2 separate regions of the Mus musculus genome follow, and region 2 is linked to region 1. A link is a loop called in an ENCODE intact Hi-C map of the cell type or tissue named here. Cell type or tissue: heart. All regions are shown on one strand.

Region 1 (8,000 bases):
AGAAAATGCTCAAAGTCCGAGAAAGGTCAAAACTTCAGGGAAGAGGGATAAGACTGATGACCGCCACCATCACCAGAGTATCAAAGACTTTCCAACACTATCTTGTCTGTATATTATCTACCTAATAGTATCTAGACTATTAGAATAGTAGTTTAGTCAACTTAACCCATCCAAGTTTTGCGTCATAGTGAGCAGAAGCCTGATAAAAATGATTTTTTTTTTTTAAATATTTACTTCTTGTGTGCATATAGGTCCGAGTCAGTTCTCACCTTCACCCATTTGGTAGAAGGTCATCAGGTTTGGTGGTGAGTGCTTTTTTACTCTGTACCATCTCTCCTGTCCATGTGATAAAAATAAAAGCCAGGATAAGGGCACTTTTATAGACTTTTTCACTCTCTGACACTTAGGAGTGAGACATCTTCAATATTACCATAGAAAGGGGCTTGAAAATCCAAGTCTCCGGACTGTGTGGAGCTCTGTACCACTGGGCAAATTTCTACAAACACCTACAGTAGTGGCTTGAATGACAATGGCCCCATTTGCTCCCCAATGGCTCATCCGCTGGAATGCTTGGTCACCAGGGAGTAGCACTACGTGAAAGGATTAGGAGGTGGGCTTTGAGGTTTCAAAAGGCCATGAGAAGCCCAGAGTCTCGCTCTGTTCCTGCAGTTCCCGATGCAGATGCAGAACTCTCAGCTATTTCTTCAGCACCATGCCTGCCTGCATGCTGTCATGCTGACAACCGACTAAACCTCTGAAACTGTAAGCCAGCCCCAGTTAAAAGCTCTCTTTTCTAAGAGTTGCCGTGATTATGGTATCTCTTCAACAATAGAACACTAAGACACTACCCTGAACCAGGTACTGTGGGACGTGCAGGGAATACAAGAATAAAAGGCAAATTTACAATATGAAGTCCATAGTCTTAAAAATAATCTGAAATGTAATAATTTTCTATCCGAGGTGGGGTTTCGTGTTTACTGAACTGCCTGCCATATGGCCTTTACTTACCTGAATCAAAATATAGTCATAATCTCTTTGACTTGCAGCGGTGGAGGGGAAATTTTTTATAAAAAAACCCGAAAGACCAAAACTTCTGACCTTTACCCAATCTCCAAGGGCAACCTCTGGCCCAACCTACCTTCTTAGCAGGGCATCATCTAGTAGGGCTGTTACTACAGCATCAAATGAGAAACAGCAGTATTTATCTGAGAGATTTAAATTATTCTTTGATCCTAATTTCTCGTTGACATTTTAATCTGGTTTGCCTTTTAGTTTTAAGCCCTACCTTGTTTTTCCAGGAATTTTTTCTCAAGATACGCAGCCCGTCTTTGCAACTCCTCCGGCTCTACAGGTAAATGTCGGCTCCAGAGATAGTTGGTGAGTGCTTGCACCTGCTTCTCTACACTGCGCATGGGTCTCTCTGTGGTCACAGATGGAAAGGGTCATCGCTGCGTGCTGGCCTCGTTTGGTTTTATCTGGCTTCCCCTTCCCGCAGTTTCTCACCAAAAAGCATTAACTGTGCGGCGTCAGCCAGTGCTTGCGGCAGCTGGACGTGCGGAAGATGCAGGATGCCGGGATGCTTTCGATGGGGCTTCTTCCCCAGGAAATCCGACCCGTTGTCTACCTGGGACACACCGGGCACAAGGGCGGCGTATGCCTGCAGACAGCGAAAGAAACAGAATGGTTGCAGGTGCTTGCTGCCCGAGGCATCGCCGAGGTCGCTCCTCCTCCGAGAGATGTCTCTGGAAACCCAGTTCTCCGCCAGCAGAGGAAGATGCACTTACTCGGGACTGGGGTCCTCGAAGGCTGCGGCAGGATCTGCAGAACAGCAGCAGAAATCTCGGTGTCCTGGCGGTGGCCATGGCTTCAGGACACACCGGAAACGGAAGTACACATGCCTGTAACCCTCAGCCCAAGCAGCTAAGAGCATCTTCCGTGGAACTTCGACCCGGACGGTATCAACTAATGAGAAGAGGGAGTATTTGCTAACAGCCAATAAGCGACCTTATGTACCTTATGTACGTCTCTGCGAAGAAGGCCGTTCGTGGGAGGGGCTTAGCCTTCAGAAGGGGCGTGGTCTCAATGCTGAGCGTGGCTGCGGGCGAGACCAACCCGGCTTGGGCGTGTTTTGTGATGGGGAGGGATCAGTCTCACGGGTTAGGGGGGGCTAGTGGGGTAGGAGGGAGAGGGGTTGGGGGAGTAGGGAGATGGGGGCGGCGTGGAGGGGGAAGCAGTCTCACTGGGGTGGGGAGATAGAAGGGGACGTGGGGGGGTGGTAGGGAGTGGGACTTGGGAGGACAGAGGCGGGGGCAGGGCTGGGCGGGGGTGGGGGCAGGAGTGGGGCTGAGAGTGGGGTAGGCAGGTGAAAAGGAAAGTGTGGACTTTCTTTGTTTTCATTTGGTGCTGTAGAATTCTGAACCGTGGCTAGTTTCCCTTTGTGAGACGGGACAAGACCATAACAAAAATCAGATTTAGGCAGTCAACGATGAGCGCTAATAACTATTACAGTTTGCAAATTAATAAATATAAAAATTAGCTTACTTTTTTTTCACATTTGTTGTCTGCGAGTTTGCTCCAGGTTTTCTATCAAGAGCTTCCCACGTAGCACACCGAATTCCCGCCATCTTATTTCCACAAACATCTGTTGCTAACTTAATTTTTCACGTGGTTAATTTACCCAAGTTCATGAACTTAATAGGTGATAGCTGAATTAAGTGCTAGGGAGTCGAAAGTCAGAGTTACATTTTTAAACAATGCACCGTACTGGGTATTGTTGGTCCTTGAAATGCAAATGGAGAATTTTAAGCTAAATGTTCGAAGGGTTAATCAGTGTGTGTGTGGGGAAACAACAACAACAACAACAAAACCCCCCAAAACCTGGGGCTGGAGAGATGGCTCAGCGGTTAAGAGCACTGATTGCTCTTCTAGAGGTTCTGAGTTTAAATCCTAGCAATCACATGGTGGCTCACAACCATCTGTAAGGGGATTTGATGCCCTCTTCTGGCCTGTGGATGTATATGCAGCAGAGCACTCATACATCTTTAAAAAAAAAAAAAAAAAAGACTCATGGACCTGTAAATTCTTGGGTCCCGGCAGCAGTACTTTACCCAGCTGTGGTTTCCTCTTTAGCCTCTTGGGGGCAGAAGTTAGCTGACAGGACGAAGAGTACTCTATAGTCTTCAGTCCAATTAGAAAAGTTACAGGACCATATATGGGTATCTGTGTGAGCTGGATTCTTAGATGCTTGGTTTGTCTTATGTGGGTAGTAGAGGTTTGATTTTATCCAATGACTCTCTGGAGACTCGAGGGAGTGTGTATGTACGACAGCTGTGGAAAAGGTGTTACCTACTGCAGTCTTTTGAAAGTTTGCTTCGCCCTCCCCCCTTCCTCCCCCTCCCCTCCCACTCCCGCGCGCGCGCGCACAGACACAGACACACACACACACACACACACACACACACACACACACACACACACACACACACACACACACACACACACACACATAGAGCCCTGGTTGGCTGGCCTGGAACTCAATATGTAGATCCACCAACCTCTGTCACTCAAGTGGTTAGTTTGAAGGCCTGTGCCACCAATGCCCAGCCTATACTTTGCAGTTGTTATACTTTATTATTATTTTTCATGTTAAATTACTGGCTTGTGCTGAAACAATAAAATATCTCTGCCACTTACAGATCTGCCCTGATAGATTGATTGGGTTGATGTTGTTGTTGTTTTTGTGGGCAGGTGTCAGAGTATAGGATATGTATAACCTTCTAGGGTCTGGCATTTGGTGGTCAGTTGATTCTGGAGCAGTGACAGTTGATGCCTTTAAAGCCTTGTTATAATGATTAAATGTGATAATGTCTGGATCAAAGTAAACCGACAAACTTATGTTACTATTTTTATATGTACTTTGGCAATTCGAAGAGACATGACTTTATATTTAAATTGTTATACTTCATCCATATCATTTAAAAAAAGCCAGACATGAAAGAACAACAGTTTGGATGCCACATGAGACTGAACGCTGAGGAATGGGACGAAATCAGAGACTTGATGGTGTCTGTGAAGGACATTCCTTTGTTCCCTGTCAAACTGATAATAGAGACGTGCCTTCCTTTTTTCCTGCTAATGGCCTAATAGACATCCTTCCTTTTCATTGGGAATGTAACATCTCAAGAGCTGACGGTGGTGGTTTGAATGAGACGGAGCCTCACAGGTGGTTTGAATTCCTTGATCCCAGTTGGTGGAACTTTGGGAAGGATTGGGAGGTGTGGCTTTGTTGTAAGAAGTGTGTCACTAGGGGTGGGCTTTGAGGTTTCAGAACTCTGGACTCATTCTCACTGTGCTTCCTGCCTTCTGCTTGCAGTTCCAGATGTGAGCTCTCAGCTGTTCCTGATACACTGCTGCTCCAAAAGCATTGCCTCTAATCATTTGGAATCACTGGCCCCCAATTAAACATTTTCTCTTATAAATTGCTAGTCATGGCGATTTACCACAGCAACAGAACAGTAACTAATACACTGATTTAGACCTATTTTTTTTTTTTTGAGACAGAATTTTACAACGTATCCCATGTTGGCTTTCAACTCACAGTCATGCCTCTGTCTCTGGGGTTCTGGGGTTCTAGGCAATGCTGCCGTGGTCTATTTTGTTTTTGATTGTTTTGAGACTTTACTATGTGATGCTGTAGATGTTTAAAAATCTCAAATTGGAGATTTTGGTCATTTAGTTCCCAGATAAAAGACGCTCAACCTTTATATTTATTATAAATTAATAAGCCTTAATCAGCACGAGAGCTGGGCAGACATCTACTCTCTCTGCTAGAATCTACTTCCCCATCAATAACCCGAATTATAACTTGTCATGTTTCATCTGGGCAGCTCTTAGTTCCAACTGGCCAGCCCTCATGGCTATGTTTTCATGATTCACCAACCTCATTGCATTTTCTCCTCTTAGACCCTCTTGGTTCTCTTCCATCCCCAAGCTTGGGAACCAAAAGCCCTATCTCTCTTCTGTCCAGCTAATAGGCTGTTGGCATCTTTATTTAACCAATAGTTTTAAATTAAAGAGCAAGGTCACATTTTATGTGTGGATCGTCTTGTCCCTGGGGGCAACCAGGTCTTGGATGCCAGTATTCAGCGTTACAATACGTAGCAAAAGACCAAACCTCAACAATGTAGGTCTGGCTGGTCTGGAACTTGGTATGTAGACCAGGCTGGCCTCGAACTTACAGAGATCCATGTGCCTCTGGCTCTCACGTACTAGAGTTAAGGGTATGAGCTCTCATGCCTGGTATTGTCACTCTGTTCTTAGTTCCAAGTTTTGTTTAGCATAACTAAATACAATGAAACCCTGCATTGTCCTCCTCCTTCTCATGCATCAGGATGTCCATCAGACATAGGCTTTCCAGATTGCACTGGACAGTTAGTATTGACATGCTGGAGACTGATCACTTTCTGCTCTTGTGCTCAGCGTGGGTGGAGCGATAGATACATTGCTCAGCAGGCCCAAGTGCCTACTGTTCGTCACCAGGATCTCCAGAGGGCAGCTTACAACAACCATTGATAACTCCAGCTTCAGGGGCAGGGGTGGGGGTGGGCAGTGCTTTCTTATATGCTCTGAAAGCACCTACATGCATGTCCCATATTCACCTATGGACACACACCCAGAGTTAAAAAAATATTGAAAAACATCTTGGCCAGATAGATAAGATAAAAATCTAGATCTAACCTACCTGATTAGGTTGCCTCCCCCACCCAGCCCTTAAAAAAACAAAACCAAACCAGCATGAATAAGCTCATTTCATATCCAGTCTGTGAAGTCTGCCATGCTAAGAATTGTTTCTACATTTAAACCAAACACGAGTGTGGAAAAACTAGATAGTATTGAATAACACCAGTAAGTATTTTTTCAAAAAGCATAACAATCTTATAATGCCAGCAGTTTGGAGACTGAGGCAGGAAACTAAGTTTGAGACTACTTCAGGTTACATAGTGAGACTATGTCTTAAAAACCCAGCGTACCTGGGAATGTAACCACTGGGAGAGTGTTTGTCCAGCCTGCATGAAGGCCGGGGTTTGATTCCTAGCACCTGCATCTCTCACTTGGGAGGCAGAAGTAGAAGGATCAGAAGTTCCAAGGTCTTAGTTTCTTTTCCTGTTCTTCTGAGATATTCTGACAAAGCAACTGTAGCAAGAAAAGATTTCCTTTAGCTTGCAGCTCTTTTTGTTTGTTTGTTTGTTTGTTTTGGTGACAGGCTCTCTTTATGTAGCTCTGGATATCATGTAACTTACAGAGGTCTGAATGCTTCTGCCTCCCGAGTTCCAAGTGCTGGAATGACAGGCACTTTTGGTTGTGAACCTAACCTTTTATGGCCCAGCCATCTCTCTCTAGCCCTAAAGGCAACTTTTTTTTTCTTTTTTAGATTTATTTATTATTATAAATAAGTACACTGTAGCTGACTTCAGATGCACCAGAAGAGGGCGTCAGATCTCATTAAGGGTGGTTGTGAGCCACCATGTGGTTACTGGAATTTGAACTCAGGACCTTCGGAAGAAGCAGTCGGTGCTCTTAACCACTGAGCCATCTCTCCAGCCCCCTAAAGGCAACTTAATGACTGAGTTTTCATATTAAGAAAATGGAACCTGCTGTGTAGAGCATGACTACCCAGGTGCTATAGCAGATATAGATTATGTACTGCCTAGTGTAGGTTTTTTCTTTTTTTCTTTTTTCCAACTTGACAGAACGTGACACAAACCATGATCACTTTATAAGAGGGAACCTCAGCTGAAAAAAAAAATGCCTCTTGTAGAGCGCCAAGGCTGGGGGAGTATTTCTTGATTAATAAGGGATGTACAAGAGTCCAGCCCACTGCAGTTGGTGCCACCCTTAAGCAGGTTGTCTATAGCTCTGCTTCACTTCCCACATTCAGGTTGCTACCTTGACCTCCCTCTAGGATGGACTGCCGTCTTTGAGGTAAAATAAACCCTCTGCTCCCCACGTTGCTTTTGGTTTTCATCACAGCAATGGAAATCCAGGCTAAGACATTGCTTCTCTGCAGAACACTGATATGGCTCTACCAAGGTTGCGGGGAAACCCTTCTTGTAACTACAGGTTTGGATGTGAGATATTTTGCTTAAAGCAAAAGACTGGTATTCAGTTCTGAGCACTCCCATAAGACAGCTTACAACTGCTCGTAACTCCATGCCCGGGGTCCAATGTCTCTCACCTCTCTGGGCATCTGTACTTGTACGTACACATTGCCTTCTCCCACATAATTAAAATAAAACACATCTTTAAAAAAAGAAAAGGAAATCTGGTTGTAGCCTTCACAAGTTGTTGGGAAATAATTACTGTGTTATTAAGACAAAGTGTACAGAAAAGAGAAACGACTCAGCTTTACTGGAGAGGTAATGCAGGTTAAACATGAGTGCGCAGGGACCTTGCTCCTCACTGCGAGCAGGGGTGAACTTCTCGTGAAGCCAAGGGGATGGCCATGCTCCTTTGATCCACTGGTTCCAGTTTTGTGTGGTCTACATCCTTCTTTGTGGTTGACCTGGCAGGTATGAGTTGCATCCCTTTGCCTGCTCGGCATCATGAAGGACCTCTGCTCTCTCTGAGACCCTGCAGCAGAGATGGCTGCCCAAATAGGAAACACTGGCGGGCACCTGAAGCCCAAAGCACAAGATAAAGTTCCTTCATTTTCTGTGGCCTTTCTTTCTGACGAGGCAGCCCCTGGTGAGGCAGCGATGCCTTTTGGAAGGGCTGTGGACATGGCTGATAGGGTGCGGATTACAAATTCTAACAGAACAATTTTTATAGAGGGTTTTAAAAAAGTTGTGGAAAAGGAAGGGCAGTTTTCCCACACCAAAGGATAATATGTGGTTTGTTTTTATGTTTAAATGTCCCCTGAAAATGTAAAAAAGTGAAGAATGATAAAATTGTCCTATTGCCCCAAGGCTTTCAGGTTAAGAGGAATATGTTAAAAAAAAGTA
Region 2 (8,000 bases), 310 kb before region 1:
CAGTCTGTTCAATCCCCAGAGCACAGATAATAGTGAAAAGAGAGAACCAACTCCACAGTTTTTTTATTTTATGTCCATTGGTTATCTGCCTGCACTTATATCTGTATGAAGGTGTCAGAAGTTCTGGAACTGGATTACACACAGCTCTGAGCTGCCATGAGGGTACTGGGAATTCAACCCAGGTTCTCTGGAAAAGTAGCCAGTGCTCTTAATTGCTGAGCCACCCCCGTTCCCATTTTAAAAAAAGAAAAAGAAAATAAAAAGATATTACTGTATTGTCCAGGCTAGCTCCAGACTTATAGGCTGCAGTGATTTTCCTATGTTTCCTCAAAGGCTGGGACTGTAGACATATGCCTCATTGGCCAGATACAATTCTTAGCTATTCGTGTAAAACTGGTGGCAGGGATTCTAGGGCTACATTACTACTAAGGCCTGCAAGCATCTAGGCATTGTAATCTTGTTTTGAAGGTCTATGCCATAAAGTGTTAAATATTTGCTTTTCCAAGTCAAAAAGGTATGTTCCATGTCAGGTGTGGATTTTAGGTCTTGGTGTATCCAGAGATGTACATACCAATTGTTTGTGCTTGGTGTTTAGTTCATCCTATTGGAGTTTGGGCCACAAAGCAAAGGTCCTAGCGTAGTAGTTTCCAGTCTTATTAAATGTAATAAAAAGAGGAAAAACATTTTAAATTCAGTAAATATGTGATTTATTTTATTGTAGAGGTTTGTGTGTTTTGTCTCTCCTTTTGGTTTTGAGACAGAATCTCATTCAATAACTGAATCTGGCTTAGAAATAACTATATTGGTGGCAATGATGGCACACAACTTTAATCCCAACACTCAGGGGGGGGCATTGGTAGGTGTATCTTGGTGACTTTGAGGTCAGCCTGCTCTACATAGTGAGTTCCAGGACAGCCAGGGCTACCTGTCTTGAAAAAAACAAAACAAAAAGGAAAAAAGAAAGAAGTATATTCTAGGTTATCCTTGAACTCTTGGCAACTCCGCCTTGCCCTCCAAAGGCTCAGAGCATGAACCACCACACCCAAAAGATAATGTTTATCAATGTGGAACATTTTTATTAAATTTGGTGAGAACTTTCCCATAATCTTCTTGGATATCCTAAGCTGATCTTGCTCAGCTATTATCGTGTAATAACAGAGGATAAATTTAAATAAATGTCTGTGTAGTTGTGCCGCACTTCACATAAGATCATGCCAACAAACTGTTCTCGGGCTACAATTAAGTCAGTTTTTCTGTACATGTACTGATTCATTCACTGTTTTACTCAGACCCCTTACTAGCAAAGGAAAAGGCATTTGTAAAAAGGTTGCAGAAAAGTATGAAGCAGGGGGAAAAACCTTACCGTTCACATGGCTATCAATATCAAATTCTTGATCTCACCCTCAGTAACACCTCCATTAACACTAATCAAGCCAAATCAGGCAAGCATTTCTAAGCTAGGACATATGTGGTTTCTGAGTCAAGTCCTATCTGTCCCCTTCCCCCACTCCCCCAACCTCCATCTTTTTACTGTCTTTTGTTCCTACCTCACAGGGTCACTATGCTGAAACTGCGTTCAACCGGGTTTTGCCAGGGCCTGTTGCACCAGAGAACAGCAAGAAACGGGTCCGTAGGACAAGACCAGACCTTTCTAAGATGATGGCCCTGATGCAGGGTGGAAGCACTGGGTCCCTGTCTCTGCATAACACCTTTCAACACAGCAGTAGTAACCTACAGTCTGTGTCGTCTCTGGGTCACAGCAGTACCACTTCTGCATCTCTGCCTTTTATGCCGTTTGTGATGGGTGCAGCAGCACCCCCTCATGTAGACTCCAGCACCATGCTTCATCATCACCACCACCATCCCCACCCCCACCATCACCACCATCACCATCCAGGCTTGAGAACCACTGGCTACCCTTCTTCACCAGCTACTACCACCTCTGGTACTGCCTTGCGGTTACCAACACTGCAACCTGAGGACGATGATGAAGAGGAGGATGAAGAAGATGATGATTTATCTCAGGGCTATGACAGCTCAGAACGGGACTTCTCACTCATTGATGACCCTATGATGCCAGCCAACTCAGACTCCAGTGAAGATGCTGACGACTGAAGCCCCATATAGACCCGTGATGGGTGGCTGCTGGAATCCCTTACTCTGGCCCTTGGACTTTGGAAATGTGGGAGGGGCAGGGAACAATATGGGGAAACCCAAGACTTCAGGAGGTGAAAAGAAAAAGAAAAAAACAAAAAACAAAAAAAAACAAAAAACTTGTACCCAATTGCTCCCAATTTTGAGAGGATTGGGTGGGCAGGGGAACTCCTAAAAAAAAAAAATAATAAATGACCACTTCCTCGTTTCTGGGGAAGCAAAGGAGCTTAGAGCAGCTGGTGTGCTCACCCCTCCCCAGACGCCTCCATTAACCACAGACTATGTAGCGCTGGCCCTAGCCTCTGGCAGAGCCTGTTCCTGGCCAAACTGTGGCTACAGCTGGAGGGTCAGGAACTGTTACCTTCCTTCCCCTTGGCATTAATAAATTTAAGTTAATCCTTTTCCATTCTTCCTATGTTCTGTTTCCTTAAACACAATATAAGTACTGTTTTTTGCTGCGTAATTTAAACACCATTCTCCTACAGTTCAATACTGTTGCAACTAATAGAAAAGCCATTTGTAGTCCTCAATAGGCATATATAATGGCGGGTTATCCCGTTTGTTAAAGCCAAGGAAATGATACAAGATAAAGAGGTAAAATATTTTGAATTGTACTTCACATTCTTAAACGAGGATTAATTTCAAGAGCCATATTTTTTTTTTCAATTAGTCAGGATAACTATTCTTGGGGAAAGCCAGAGAATAATGTGGCTTTTCATGAAATACAGCAAAAGTACACGCTGACAAAAAGGGTGCCTTCACAACTTGGGTCTTCGCGAGGCTGGAAAGAACTACAAAGTTTAGGAGCCACTCCGAGCCATTTGTTTCCTTCCACCCTACCGGCCCATCTCTTAAAGGAAAACAGAACCTTTCCTTCCTACTCTGCTGCCCACCGCGCAGCTTATTCGCGAAGGTGGGCTCCGTCCCTCTGGGGTGCAGTGTTTGGTTGAGAGTGCCTTCCCCGGGGCGGTCACTGGCCTGCCCTGGGGCAGAGGACTCACTCCTGCGCCTGGCTGCACGCGGGTCCCGCTCTTTCTGCTCCCCTCCCTCTGCCCGCCGCCCAGAGCGCCCGGAGCTCGGAAAGTGGGCGGGTCACGTGACGGGAGCCTCTGGCGCCGGAGAGAGCTTCCAGAGCCCGCGAGCCCGCGCTGCACCTCGGTCTGTTGACTTCACTTTTGCGTCCTCGGTTGCCCTTCCTCCCGCCACCCTACGGAACGAGCGGTGGGTTTGGTTTTTTCGCTTTTTAAATCTTCGACGCTCTAGGGACCCGGAAGCGGAAGGGGATACCGGGCGGTCGGTACTTCCGGGTCACAGAGAGTGCGGGATTCCGGGCCGAGCGCGGGTGGCGGAGCTGGGACCTCGCGTGATTCTCGGAGCCCGACGGGAAGCGGCGTCCAGGGCAATGGCTGTGACTCTGGACAAAGACGCGTACTACCGGCGAGTGAAGAGATTGTACAGTAACTGGCGGGTAAGGAGCCCCGCGCCCCCGGGAGCCCCACATCCCATAATAGCCTGCTTCCCGGCGCCCTTTTCCCCCTCAGCCAGAAACCTCCGGCTCCGCCGCGCTCCCGCCTGCCCCGGCAGCGTCCGGCTCGCCGCGCCGTGCTGCGCCTGCGGGGTCCGCACGCGCCTGGCCCGCCCCGCGGCCACAGCGGCCCGCCCAGGTCCCGCCACAATTACCGTTTGCGGGAAAGGGGCGCGAAAGCTGTGCCCGGAGCTCTTGGCGCTCCCCGCTCCCCGGCCTCTGCTGGAGTTGAGAAATGCTGCTCCCGCGCCCCGCTGCTTCTCCTTAGGCCCTGCGTGGGTCACAGACCCAGCGCTGGGAACCTGCGGGCTCTCCTAAGAATTAATTGATGGGACGCCTCAAAGCCGGTTTCCCATGTCGGCAGCATACCGGGGGCACGTGTTGAGGAAAACGCTGTGGAAGTTCCAGGGCTTCTCCAAAGATTGGGCAGTTTCCCTGTTTTATAATCATAATTTCAAACTTACTTTTTTGCTAGTTAACTTGTTAACTTCACAAGTGTTTGATTGATTTCATACTGTCTGAACGGTCTATCGTCTGGGCTCTGAACCTTGTGAGTGAGGGGAAATAGAACTGATAAAAAAGAAAGCCGAAAATGCTCTGAAAAAATACCAACTCCGGTTTCAGCTTTGTAAACTATCTTATACTGATTGGTCCTCTCCATTCTTGGCTCCTGCATGTAATCCCATGATTTCTGAGGCTGAGGCAGGAAAATGACTAGTTTCAAGCCTGCCTGTGCTTCATAGTGAGACTGTATCAATCGGCTCGTCATTTAGTAAATAAAATTGAACCTTTACTGAAGTCGGTTGTTTTTCCTGCCTCATCAGAAAAAAGCCTATGTATCTTTTAAGCAAGATGCATTGCGTGCTGAAAATAATATAGGGTTTTTCACTTTATTGGCTAATTTTTTTTAGATGACTTAGTGGTCTCTATCACAAAATTATATTGTTTGGTCCTGAGGATTGGCCCTACCACCACCTCTGTGTTTTACCATTAAGCTATATCCCTATCCAGGGAATATTTACTGTCACTGTGTTATGATGTATGCAATGATGATAATCAAAAGCCCCCGTTTCTACAGCCAGCCCTGAAATAATAAACTTTTAAAGCTTTTTTTTTTTTTTAATATTTATGGGTATTTTGCATTCATGTATGTTTGTGTATACCCTGCATGCATTGCCTGCGAAGGCCAGAAGAGGGCGTGGGATACCCTAGAACTGAAATTACAGAAGGTATTTAGTTGCTGTTTAGGTCCATGTGAAACCTGGTCTTCTGGAAGGGCAACCAGTGATTTTAACTACTGGGCATTTTTCTAGCCCCTTAAAAACATATTGGTGTTTTCTCTATTTCCAGAGTTCATCAAGCTATTTTTAAGGCTGTTACAGTAACATAGCTTTTAATTATAATTTTCATAACTTAACACAGCATGCTTTTGAGTAGAAAGGCTTGATACATTAAACTTTCATCTGAATGTCATCCTTTGGTATTGGGATCTTGGTGAAATATTTGCATCCAATGTATGTACATGTTGTGCTATGTAAGTCATCACAATACCTACTCCAATGTCATTGATGTGTGAGTATGAGTGCCACTGCTTATGTATAGAGATCAGAAGGCATCTTTGTAGAGTCATTTGTCTTCAAGTTATATATCTTTATTTGGGATCAGGAGATCGAAATAGCAAGCACCTTTATCTGCTGAGCCATCTCACCAATCTGTTTTCCATCATTCCTGAAACATTGAGTCTAATCCAGTCCTACCTTTTCTATTTTCAACATCAGAGCTGCTAAGAGTAAAATAGGTTTTCATTGCCTGTCTTGTTTCTGCTTTGGGAAATCCTAGGTGGTAGTGATAGATTATGAAAGTGGGTTACAGGATCGTCCTGTGGGTTTTCTATTTATGGGGTAGATTTCCAGCCTATTCATCATTGTGATTTTAATCATTAAATCAATTTATTCTGCTTACTGGGGGTTGAACAAAAATCTTTCCTAAATTTTTGGCTGTTTTAAGGAGTAAGGGGTACAGAGTTTTGGTATCTCTACTAATAATTTAAGAATTATTTTAGAACTGGGCATGTCTCAAAAAAACCAAAAAAAAAAATTATTATTTTACTAGACCTTTCTATGAACAGACCTCAGATTCCTTCATCTGCTTTTTGTCTTGAAGAATTACATGAAGTGCCAGAATTGCAGCTGTTTTCAAAAGAAATACTAACCCAATGCATTTGTTCATGTGGTTATTTGCCAGCTGTTAAGCTTGAGGTAGTGGGTAGCTGTGACCCTTCCCCCAAAAAAAGAGTCCATTGCAGTGAGAATGGGTAAGCTGTAGTATCAGATCTTTTGTGCTGCTTCCTACCATTTGCTGAGATTTGATTATGGCTGTCTTTTCTTTTTCAGAATTTTCTGAGAGTAGGCAGATATTTTCATAGTTTCAGATTTTTTTTAAAAACTTAGTTCCTGCATTACTTACTTTAAGCAAAGCAGTAAGTTACTTTGATTTATCTCCATGTGTCTCTGTTTTCTGTTAGAGTTTCTGGCCTTAAACTCTCAGAGGTCCGCCTCCCAGAGTGCTGGGATTAAAACACCGCTCCTGGCACCACAACAGGTTTCTCTTTGGTCTTTTATTCTAAAATTCTGACATTCTGTTTTATTTGTTTACTTTCTTTTACTCCTTTTCCATAGTGTTTCCTCAGCCAGGTTGCTCTGTGGGCCTGTTGAATCATGGGATGTTTCAATGCTGGATTGCCTCTATTCTTTAGCTCCTGATTTTGTTGTTTTGATTTTTATGTGAATAAGTGGCTTGCACGCATGCATATTTATCTTTTCATGTGCCAACTTCATGCAGGCAGTGTTGTGTCCATGGTGGCCAGAGAGAGGCATCCGCTGCTCTGGAACTGGAGATCATGCTGTTGTGAGCCACCATGAGGTTGCTAGGAACCAGACCTGGGGCCTCTTCAAAGCAGGAAGTGTGCTTGGAGGAGAGGGGGAGTAAAGGCTTACAGTGTTTTTTTTGTTTTTTGTTTTTTTAAATGTTTCATAATAATTTTTTTAAAGATTTATTTATTATTTTATGTAAATACACTGTAGCTGTCTTCACACACTCCAGAAGAGGGAGTCAGATCTCGTTACGGATGGTTGTGAGCCACCATGTGGTTGCTGGGATTTGAACTCTGGACCTTCGGAAGAACAGTCGGGTGCTCTTACCCACTGAGCCATCTCACCAGCCCCAAGGCTTACAGTTTTATTGTGGTCTCATTGATAAGTCAGTTAAAAATAAGTAAAAGCTTATTTGTTATTTTATCATTACAAAATAGGCTTAGAGCTGGATCACGTGGCCCTTTTTCTCTTCTTGTCTCTGCTCTCATCCCTTACTAGTGGCATTCCCTGAGGCCTGCATCTGGGCTCTGCACACTGAGGTCTCAGCAGTCTTTAGAGTTTTCACCTTTTTGTGGAAAATAGGCTTAGTCTGTACACCATAGACACTCCATTTCCTGCTATAACACCGCATTCTCTGGCCATACAAAGAATCATTGCCCTTGCACTGTGTCACCTTGTGGGGCAAGTGCTTACTACTTCTTGTAGAAAGTCTCTGCAGGTCTTAGAAACAATTCACAGAAAGTTTTGGCACAGAAAGTGTGACAACCATTAAAATGTCCTCCAGCCCCTGTCCTCTTCTTTTTGTTTTGAGAACAGTTTATCCAGAAGTTTTAAAAGTAGGGTAGGTAGGAAGTAAATTTCATAAGTCATATTTTCATGTGTTATTTTTATATCTTAAATGTGTTATTTTATGATAGGTAGATTTCTACCACTCTAATAAAATCTGAGATATACTAAGGAAAAGCTCACTTTTGGGTTCGTGTTCTCAGAAGTTTGAATTCGTTGCACTTGGTCCCAGCAAAGCCAAAATACATGACCAAAGAGGCCTCTCATCTCATGGCATCCACAAAATGAGAAGGGATCAAGGTTAAAATATTCCCTTCAGGGGTATATCTTACCTCACTTGCTTCGACTAGACCAACCTTCCAAAGAGTCATGGGAGGAAGGGGGAGGTCAAGTTTTTGGCACAGGGACTTTTTTGAGATTTTATTTTAATTTCTGTGTGAGTGCATGTATATTCTGTGACGCTTGCATGCCTGGTGCCCACAAAGGTCAGAAGAGAGGGTCAGATCTTCTGAAACTGGAGTACAGATGGTTATGAACCATCAGATGGCTGTTACAGTTGGACTGCATTCTCTGGATGAACAGTCATTGCTCTTATATGCTAAGCCATCTCTTCAGCCCACTTTGAATTAAAGAATTCAGTGGACCAATAAAATGCCTCGGTA

What was found. Hi-C counts contacts between places; a loop is a spot of excess contacts. Peaks named below come from ENCODE experiments on the same cell type or tissue, not always from the same donor. Only the 100,000 strongest peaks of a DNase experiment are listed, where the experiment ranks them.
Region 2: it touches region 1 in a loop (2.7-fold over the local background); 2 of 42 quality-filtered maps call a loop at or near these places.

What each region holds. Positions count from the first base shown.
Region 1 is chr14:51,878,808-51,886,807 of GRCm38, reverse strand. Mettl17 (methyltransferase like 17) reads right to left here and starts at 1,966. Exons shown (of 14, transcript NM_001029990.1): 1 at 1,785-1,966; 2 at 1,504-1,657; 3 at 1,286-1,420. The coding sequence starts at 1,862. In heart, CTCF peaks have their summits at 1,825, 2,884 and 3,097 (motif pointing right); DNase peaks (open chromatin) are centred at 1,997 and 3,117; H3K4me3 peaks cover 2,483 bases; H3K27ac peaks cover 2,123 bases.
Region 2 is chr14:52,192,707-52,200,706 of GRCm38, reverse strand. It overlaps Supt16 (SPT16, facilitates chromatin remodeling subunit), which reads left to right and starts at 3,468. Exons shown (of 26, transcript NM_033618.3): 1 at 3,468-3,622. The coding sequence starts at 3,557. It overlaps Chd8 (chromodomain helicase DNA binding protein 8), which reads left to right. Exons shown (of 38, transcript NM_201637.3): 38 at 1,555-2,556. The coding sequence ends at 2,115. In heart, CTCF peaks have their summits at 3,150 and 4,865 (motif pointing right); a DNase peak (open chromatin) is centred at 3,386; H3K4me3 peaks cover 2,877 bases; H3K27ac peaks cover 2,142 bases.